Regions from separate parts of the Homo sapiens genome. Here all the other regions are linked to region 2. A link is a contact called in ENCODE Hi-C or POLR2A ChIA-PET data. All regions are on one chromosome and are shown on one strand. The core of a region is the stretch at or near the end of the contact, and the rest is flanking DNA. Distances in the headings are between cores, read along the strand shown.

Region 1 (2,700 bases), core at 7-2,506, 430 kb after region 2:
AGTACACCAATCAACATATCAAAATCCAAATTTAGAATCCTAATTCACAATACCACGTTTTTTTCCCTTTTTTCTCCCCCTCACTTGGAGTAAATTAAATTCAGCCTTTGTTGGAAGGAAATGTAAAATGTGTTTCACACATATATTTAACACTAATCTGTTCTCCCTACCTTAATTATGCTTTGAATTTCTGTGGGATCTTATATTCCAGGGTCTCAATTTACTTTTATAAATATTCATTGATTTTTCCCATCTCTATTAAGGGTGCTAAAAATTACCTTTCTTTTTGCATTTGGAGAAACTGAGGCACCAGGGAGAAATCTATGGTTTGTCACTTAACACAACTGTAGAGCTGCAAATGTGACCTAGAAGCTCCTCGATAAAGAGGCAACCCTCCTGCCAAAGCTTAGAAATAATGGTACAATGTTCACTGGAGGATTAAATCAGAGCCAGTCTGCTCACATTCTAGGCACAGCTACATTCTCTGTGTTGTCTTTTCCTTAGCACAAAGTGCAGTAACAGAATAGCTGCCCCGTGGTTAAAGAGAAATGATTACAGAAAAGAACAGTTGGAGAAAACAAGGCAAAAGTACTTGGATTTTAGTCAGTGGGAGTCCATCACAGTAACTAATGGGCTGAGAATGTTTCTATTTTTTCACCAAGTAATCCATATGCAAATTTCCTACAGTATTCAATATGCACTTCCAAGCTCAGTAAATGTTTTCTATTCTTTTCTGCTTAGCTCTCTCAGCTTTTTCCAATTAGGCCCTGTTTATTTAGAAAAAAAGAAAATGTCTAAAGGAAGGATTAAGCTCTGTATCTTATGGAGAAAGAATGAATATTAGAAATTCTTTCAGGATCTAGAGGATGCATTCTTTACTCATCCTCCCCGCTGGGATGGGTAATGAGAATAAAGTAAAAGAGGATGAAGCTTTTTACTTCATTTGGTTTGTTCAGCTGAAAACATGCCTTTGACGATCTGGAATTAAATCCAAAATGCATGACAATTCAGACAATGGTGCACATGGAATAAGCCGGTGGATAAAAATAAATAAATAAAAGAGAGATGCGAAAGCTCAAAAGGCCCCACCTGGTGCGCAGAAGTTCTGCAAAAGCAAGGGAATTCACGACGTAGAGGGGACAAGGGGACAGGCTGGGGAGAGAGAGCATAGGCTGGAGTTAGTGGCTGTGCCAAATGAAGACGACCTGGGGAACAGAGCCGTAAATCAGAGAGACGTTGCAAATGCATGGCCTCCCAGGGTAGTAATCAGGGAAGATGGCCCGCATGAGTCAGGCCTTCCTATCTTTAGTCATTGCACCCATGAAGACACGTGGTGTTCTGCCTATCTCTGTTAAGTTTCACATTGAAAGCTGAAGGTCAATTTGTGCTTAAAGAAAAAAGTCAGACAGTTTCTCAACTCAGCTTCAGATCTTTTCTATCTGTTTATTTATTGAAAAAGAGAAAGAGAAATAAAAAATGCCTGAACTTGAGTTCCATGGCAGACAGGATGGAGGTGTCATGGTGCCTGAGAAGGAATTTCTGCCCCTGAGGATGGCCTGCTTCAAGAGGCTGTTGTGACACCACAAGAGATATTATATATGGTATTTTACAAACTTAAAAACATCATACCAATGAAAAAGGGGTCATGAGCAGTAGTTATGGTTGGCGTTGGATTAAAGAACAGGAAATAGCCAAGATGCTTCCAGGATCTTGGAACAGATTCTTACCAAATAGGGTTGTAAAGAACTAAGCATGAAAAGTAGCAAAATGTCAGATTAATTTTCTCTCCCTGCATTTAGGGATTCAAAAGCCATAGAGAATAATAATCGATAAATTATAGTTAAGGATAGACTGTTCACCTAGTGACTGAATAATACACAAAGCTCTTCAGAAATTTTCATGATAAGTTTACTTGCCTAAGAGACCATAAAGAGGAAAAATCTGGGAGAAGAAAGAGTCAATATAATCAGCAATGAGAAGTCTCCCTTTAATGACAGCTATGGGGAACCTGAATGAAGTAGTATATACGTACAAGTGATTGGCTAGGACCATACCATAGACTGCTCCCATAAGTATTTCCTACCACAATTGACCTTCTCCAGATTCAGCAAAAAAAAAAAAAAAAAAAAGAAAGAAAAAAAGAAAAGAATTCTTCATCCGTGGTCAAACTACCTGCTTACATTGTCCATGAAAAAAACTCTTCTGGTTACATTACCTAATGGTCATTTATAAGCTGACTTCCATTCTTTAGTGTACCAGTTGAAAGAAAAAAAAAATCACCTCCAACAGCTTTTTATATTTTAAGTTCCAAGACACAGCAATGCTCTCAAATTTCAGTTTCTCAAGTCTCAAGCTTAGAGAAAAATAAGCTAGGGGAACAAAAGCCTGCCAAAAACCCAGGCTGGCTATTAAAATGTTACAACCAACCGCCATGAGTTTGAGACTATAGATGGTATCCAAATTAACAGAAATGTCCTGGACAGAAGCCTTCAGATCACCATGGAACAGGCTTTGATGCCCTTTGTCTAATTCTGTGGAGACCCAATCTTCAAGCAGAATATTTTTGGCCCATCAAATAAAGGCCTTTCCCAGGAAGCCAAAGGGCTTGGAGACATCACTCTGATTCTCAGCCCATTCTTAAGTAACTCAACACACTGGATCTAACCCCTAGCTTTAGAGTACACCAAAAGACGTTGCATG
Region 2 (2,700 bases), core at 145-2,644:
AACTGAGTTCTCACAAAGCTTCCTTGTGTCCCTTCCCTGTTCATCACAAAGTCTCATAATCACAATGAAAATTGTTAACACTCTACTGCGGGGAAGGAGGATCATCAAAGTGAAACGGAACCTCACTACTCCCCCTCCCACCTCCACATGAAGGATAAAGCACTGTCAATAACTACTAACCCAAGTATCACAGATGCCCTGCATCCGGTTTAAATCACAAGCACACACACACACACACACACACACACACACACACACACACACACACACACCAAAGAAGAGAGAGGAGACAGACTTTAAAAAAGAAAAACATCTTTCCCAGTACAGCAAAGAGGGCCCAACGAACAGGCCCCAGGTTTCAATATGTGTGCAAGGGGTGTGTGGGGGGGGGGAGAAAGAGGGGGAGGGAAGAGTGCTGAATGGATGTTAAGACTGTTTGCCGCACAAAGAAAATACAGTTTTAAAAAGAAAAAAGAAAACCATGAAGCTGATGATGGTGAAAGAAGAGCAGCCCATTCAGCACCAGGCAAAGAGGGGCAAAAATGAAGGGAATGGGCGGTGGGAAAAGTTCACCAACGTATGAGGATTAAAAATAACAAAACCCATAACAAGGCCCCACAAGTGAACAACAACAACAACAAAACACCACCTCTTGGGTCCCCCCCTTGCACACTGTTGTCTATTTCGGCTTTGAAAGAAGCAGGAAACAGCAGCGTTGGAAAAGAAGAAAATTAAAGAAAGAACAAATTCTTATCTCTTCACCTGACCCTCCTCCTCAGACCAGACCTAAGGGAAAGATCCAGCATCCGCATCGGAAAACTGTGGCTCCCTCTCCCGCTCGGCTCGCAGCCCCCCAAGCTCCCGCTCCATCCCTGAAGTGCGGCCGGCGCAGGGCCGGGGCCGGCGGGCGGCGCGGCGCCCACACCCCCGACCCAGCCGCGGCGCGCAGGGTCCATTGTAAACAAGCCCGGGGAACAGAGCCCCTCGGCGGCGGCGCCGCAGCGGCAGCCCCCGTGTCAGGAGTGAGACCCCAGCACAGCCACACTCGGCTCGCACACACGAACACACACACGCACGGACACACGCGTTCACACGCAGCCACACGCTCCCACACACATGTAGAGACCGAAGAATATTCACCTTGGCTGTGGATTATTGTGGTGTTGTTGGTGGGTGATGGAGATGGTGGTGGTGGGGAGGAGGAGGAGGAAGAGGAGGAGGAGGAGGAGAGGAGTAGTTGTTGTTGATGGGTAACAGTCGCCAGGACTACGGTGACTATGGCGCTTGATTCACAAGGCAACGGTTGCTATAACTCACAAAAGAGAGAGAGAGAGGGAGAGAGAGAGAGAGCGAGAGGGAGAGGGAGACACTCGCACGGGGAGGGGTGGGGGAGGGAAGAGGGGAGGAGGCGGGCCCGGCCAAGCCGCCGGAAGGGGAGGGCGCAGCGCTGTGACTGACGGCCCCCAAACCCGGGTGGGGTGGCGGGGCGGCGGGGTGACGGGGCACGAGGCCGGGATTCCACCGCAGGACTCCGAAGAGGTGCGCCTATGCTTGGCTGGGGCTGAGGTCACCAAGAGTCCTCTCGGAGGGACGTTACTACACGCGCTGGCGAGGCCCAGGAGTCGTGGTGCGAGGGGTACTATCTGTGAAACGAGGGCTGCCTGTCCCAGCAGCCAGCTTTGTACAGAGACGTCCCGGAGCCACGAGAGAGTAACGGCTAACCCGGGGGAGGGGGTGGCGAGGGTGATTCCAGGCACTTTGTGAAGAAACGAGCTATGGCGAGGGAAGAATCCACTTTGAAGAGCGGCCCCCGCCCTGCCCGATACGTTACTTCCGGGGCGGGGCGGGCAGAGGGGCCCGGATGTGCCGCCGCTTTTTAGTTTCTGAGGCGCCGGCGGTGTTCCTGGTAGCGTCAGCCTCCTGGCTTTTCCTTTTCCTGGACGCTTCAGGGCTCCGCGGCCTGCGCTAGACTGGAGGGTCCGCGTCACTCTCGCCCTCCTGCTTTCCGCGCTCTCACCCGCTCCCGCCTCCTGAGGGCACGACTTGTGGAGGAGCGCGGGCGGCGGGGCGTGAGCGAGCTGCCTCTGCCGCCATCTTAGAGAAGGCGAGCGTGGGGTGTGCGTGGGCGCGAGTCGGCCTCCCGCGGTGCCGCCGCAGCGTGGCGCGGAGAGGTGAGGTCCAAGCGTGTCCGGCCCTCACTCCATAACGAAAAAGCGAGGTCATCACTCCCTATCTACAAGGGATGGGAGTAAGTGCCTGTAGAGAGCAAGAAATTGCCCTGCCCGGAGGCTGAGAAAGCGCATTTGGCGGTTCCCCTCGACGGAAGGCGTAGAGGGGCGGGGTAGCTTACACCTGCCTGCGATACCATCCTGTTAGTTTCTAGTTCTGTTAGTTTCAGCCCTTAAGTGCTCACCCCTCTTTAAAGACCGAACTGGGAGTTGAGCTCAAGCCCGGATCCTGTTACCTGCCGTGCTCTCATCCCCCGTTACTCAGCCTACTGTAGCTGAGGGTCTTGCTGTTTGTGGCTGTATTGAGATAGACGAATGGCTTCCGTCTGTGTTGAATGTTGTTAACACAACCTGCCATCTCAAACACCCGTTGATAAGGCACAGCCTGTAATGCCTCATGGTTCAAACAGACTCCTCCAATTCTCTGCAGACTCGAGTCCAGCAGGCACATGCCCCCAGGCCCTGCCAATAC
Region 3 (2,700 bases), core at 196-2,695, 350 kb after region 2:
AGACCACACATCCCTTCTTTCTGTGATATTATGAAATATATATTTGGTCTTCCTCCCCATTCCTGGCATACAACTTCTGAAATCCTTGGAATCTTCAAAGTGATAGTGTCTTTTTGTATGCTAATTAGTTGACTGATGGCTGGCAGCCTCTGGCTGCCTGAAAGAATGAGACTGAGACTGGCAACTGGAGAGACCAAGGCAGGATTAGAGGGGTCAACTTTCAGCCTCAACCCCCAAACTCTGAGGGAAGAGGGGCCAAAGAGTAAACTGATTACCGATGGCCAATGATGTAATCAATCACGCCTATGTAATGAAGTCTCCATAAAAATCCAAAAGGACTGGGTTCAGAGAGCTTCTGGATAGCTGAACACATGGAGGTTCCTGGAGGGCGGTAGGCCTGGAGAGGGCATGGAGGTTCTGTGTCCCTTCCCGTATGCCTTGACCTATACATCTTTTCATTGGTATCCTTTATAATGTCCTTTATAATAAACTAGTAAATGTGTTTCCCTGAGTTCTGTGAACTGCTCCAGCAAATTAATAGAACCGGAGGAGGGGGCTGTGGAAATCCTGATTTGTAGTCAGTTTGTCAGATGTACAGGCAAAATCACCCAGGTCTTGCAACTGGCATCAGAAGTGGGGGGCAGTCCTGTGGAACTGTGTCCTCAACCTGTGGAATCTGACACTCTCTCCAAGTAGAGAGTGTCAGGATAGGTTGCAATTAGAGGACACCCAGCTGGTGTCTACTGCACAATTGACTGCATGCTTAGTGGGCTGGGGGAAAACCCCCACACAGTTGGTCACAGAAACGTTTTGTGTTGATTATTGTTGAGTGAGAGAACAGAAAAAACACTTTGTTTTTTTTCCTTATATTTACACTTTCTTTTCAGTCTTTTCTGGCTCAGCCATGGGCTCATAGGAAGCCCTTCATAAGCCTCTCCACTGTGGTCAATCCACAGGCCTCCTTCAGCTCTATTACCTGAACGACAAAGCGCACTGTTTGTGGCCTTCTTCAGAATGAAGAGAGGCAGCTGACATTCTCTTGTAAAAGATGAGCAAACACAAACTCAGAGGATTTATTCTTGGAATTGTAAAATTTCTGCATTTCAAAAAGAGACTCCCATCAATATTTTTGTTTTCTCTGGTCTAACAGACATACTATGAAACTCATTGAATTAACATTTCCAAAGACGCTGAGTTCCTCTCATGGGAAGCCACTGTCATAAAGTACCACTGGCTCATTCAACATGCCATAGTAAAACACCACTTCCCGTAATAAGTTAGATCAACATTAGGTGATGTAGTGTGCTGCTTAAATCACTGAAATAATGTGTCATTCAGATAATATTTCAAAATAAAAATGGAACCTTGTTAGATTGAGAGAACTTGCATTTATTTTATTTTATGATGGTAAGGATCAAAGAACTTGACGCTAACTGGGTAGATGTGGTGGACCTTTCCTGACTTCTGACAGTGACTCAGCCCATTTTTTTTAGCATGTGAAAGCTAAGTAAATGATGAATCAATGCCCGCAAGCAGGAAAAGATGCCAGTTTCCCACTAAAAATCGCAGAGTGTGATAAACCTATTTCCGTTAAGAAAACTGCCGGAGTTTTTACTGGGGGATTTCCCAGGCAAACAGAGGCAAAGATATACAAACCAAAAGCGGAAGGTAAGCACATTTCCTCTTAGTGTTTTTATGCTGGACACTAACGCAAACCTGGTGAATAAGTCAGGGCTGTTTCAAGTCATCTTCCTTTCCAAACCTGATTGGAAGAGAGAACCTGCCATACTCACACTTGCCCACTCCAGCTGGGAAGGCAAGGGATGGGGCACACGTCCAGTAGGGGAGAATATAGCAGCAAGGCAAAACCACAAAGTGCAAATGTCCATTTCATTCTCCCATCATATAAAGTACCTCCTTCCTCTCCATTTCCCCTTCCATGATTATTTACATTATCAACCCCTATGATCATTTAACAACATCCTCTGACTTCCAAACTGAATCACTCAGCTATGCCAAAGCTGCCTGTCTTTATTTTAGTATCCACAGCTATGAAAGGCCTGTTTCATGCCATGTAACTTACTAGGCACTTTATCTACTTAGTTTATTTAATCCTAATTCCCCATAAGGTGCAATCTAAATCTCAAAAAAGCTAAGAAACACCACATCATCTATGTGGTATTCCCACCAAAAATATTTACAATGAATCTGTTTAGGATAAAACAATTACACAAATCCAAACCATGGAACCCTGGAACACTGTGTAAAATAAATGTCCCGAGTTCTTCAAAACTGTCAATGTTCTGAAAGACAATAATAATAACAATAAAAAGCTGGAGAACTTCATTAGAGTCAAGAAGATGAAAAAGAAATAAAAATTAAATGCACTGTGAGATCCCTATTAGATCCCTGAATCACAAAAAGGAAAACAAACAAAAATCTCCAGCTATAGAAAACATTATTCACAAAATTTGGGAAATCTGAATAGCAAGTAACCATTAGAGAATAGTATTATATCAATGTTAAATTTCCTGAGTATGATTATTATATTGGGTTTATGTAGGAGAATGTCCTTCTTAGGAGATCCCTACTGAAGTAATTAGCAGTAAAGCTCAGTGATATCTGCAACCATCTGTCAAATGGTTCTGCAACAATAGGCAGGAAAACAAAGAATCACCAAAGTCAGAGAGAGAGAGAGAG

The links. A loop is a pair of places that touch in the nucleus more often than their neighbours do. ChIA-PET counts read pairs that join two places held with the same protein, here RNA polymerase II (POLR2A). Pooled maps may share reads with other maps.
Region 1: a map of A673 shows a loop between it and region 2 (2.4-fold over the local background). The contact joins the enhancer-like site here to the promoter of RFX3 in region 2. A Hi-C loop is called at or near these places in 1 of 168 maps with a recorded cell type or tissue (A673). POLR2A ChIA-PET finds 5 or more read pairs at or near these places in 2 of 52 experiments (A673 and CD8-positive, alpha-beta memory T cell).
Region 3: a map of PC-3 shows a loop between it and region 2 (9-fold over the local background). The contact joins the enhancer-like site here to the promoter of RFX3 in region 2. A Hi-C loop is called at or near these places in 2 of 168 maps with a recorded cell type or tissue (PC-3 and endothelial cell of umbilical vein) and 5 of 50 pooled maps. POLR2A ChIA-PET finds 5 or more read pairs at or near these places in 1 of 52 experiments (A549).

What each region holds. Positions count from the first base shown.
Region 1 is chr9:3,953,920-3,956,619 of GRCh38, forward strand. All of the region lies in intron 4 of GLIS3 (GLIS family zinc finger 3), which reads right to left. Among named protein-coding and RNA genes, the nearest start is that of GLIS3-AS1, 57 kb to the left of the region's middle. RefSeq lists an enhancer at 545-1,065. Within about 2 kb of position 1,257, at least 2 of the 41 ENCODE cell types and tissues checked have a DNase peak (open chromatin) inside an H3K27ac peak, as active enhancers do; they include A673, where a contact is called at or near this core.
Region 2 is chr9:3,524,607-3,527,306 of GRCh38, forward strand. RFX3 (regulatory factor X3) reads right to left here and starts at 1,395. Exons shown (of 17, transcript NM_001282116.2): 1 at 1,141-1,395. LOC124902110 (a long non-coding RNA gene) reads left to right here and starts at 1,879. Exons shown (of 8, transcript XR_007061398.1): 1 at 1,879-2,171. RefSeq lists enhancers at 536-1,152, 1,730-1,779, 2,040-2,339 and silencers at 840-929, 1,360-1,549.
Region 3 is chr9:3,873,951-3,876,650 of GRCh38, forward strand. All of the region lies in intron 8 of GLIS3 (GLIS family zinc finger 3), which reads right to left. Among named protein-coding and RNA genes, the nearest start is that of GLIS3-AS1, 23 kb to the right of the region's middle. Within about 2 kb of position 1,446, at least 3 of the 41 ENCODE cell types and tissues checked have a DNase peak (open chromatin) inside an H3K27ac peak, as active enhancers do; they include PC-3 and endothelial cell of umbilical vein, where a contact is called at or near this core.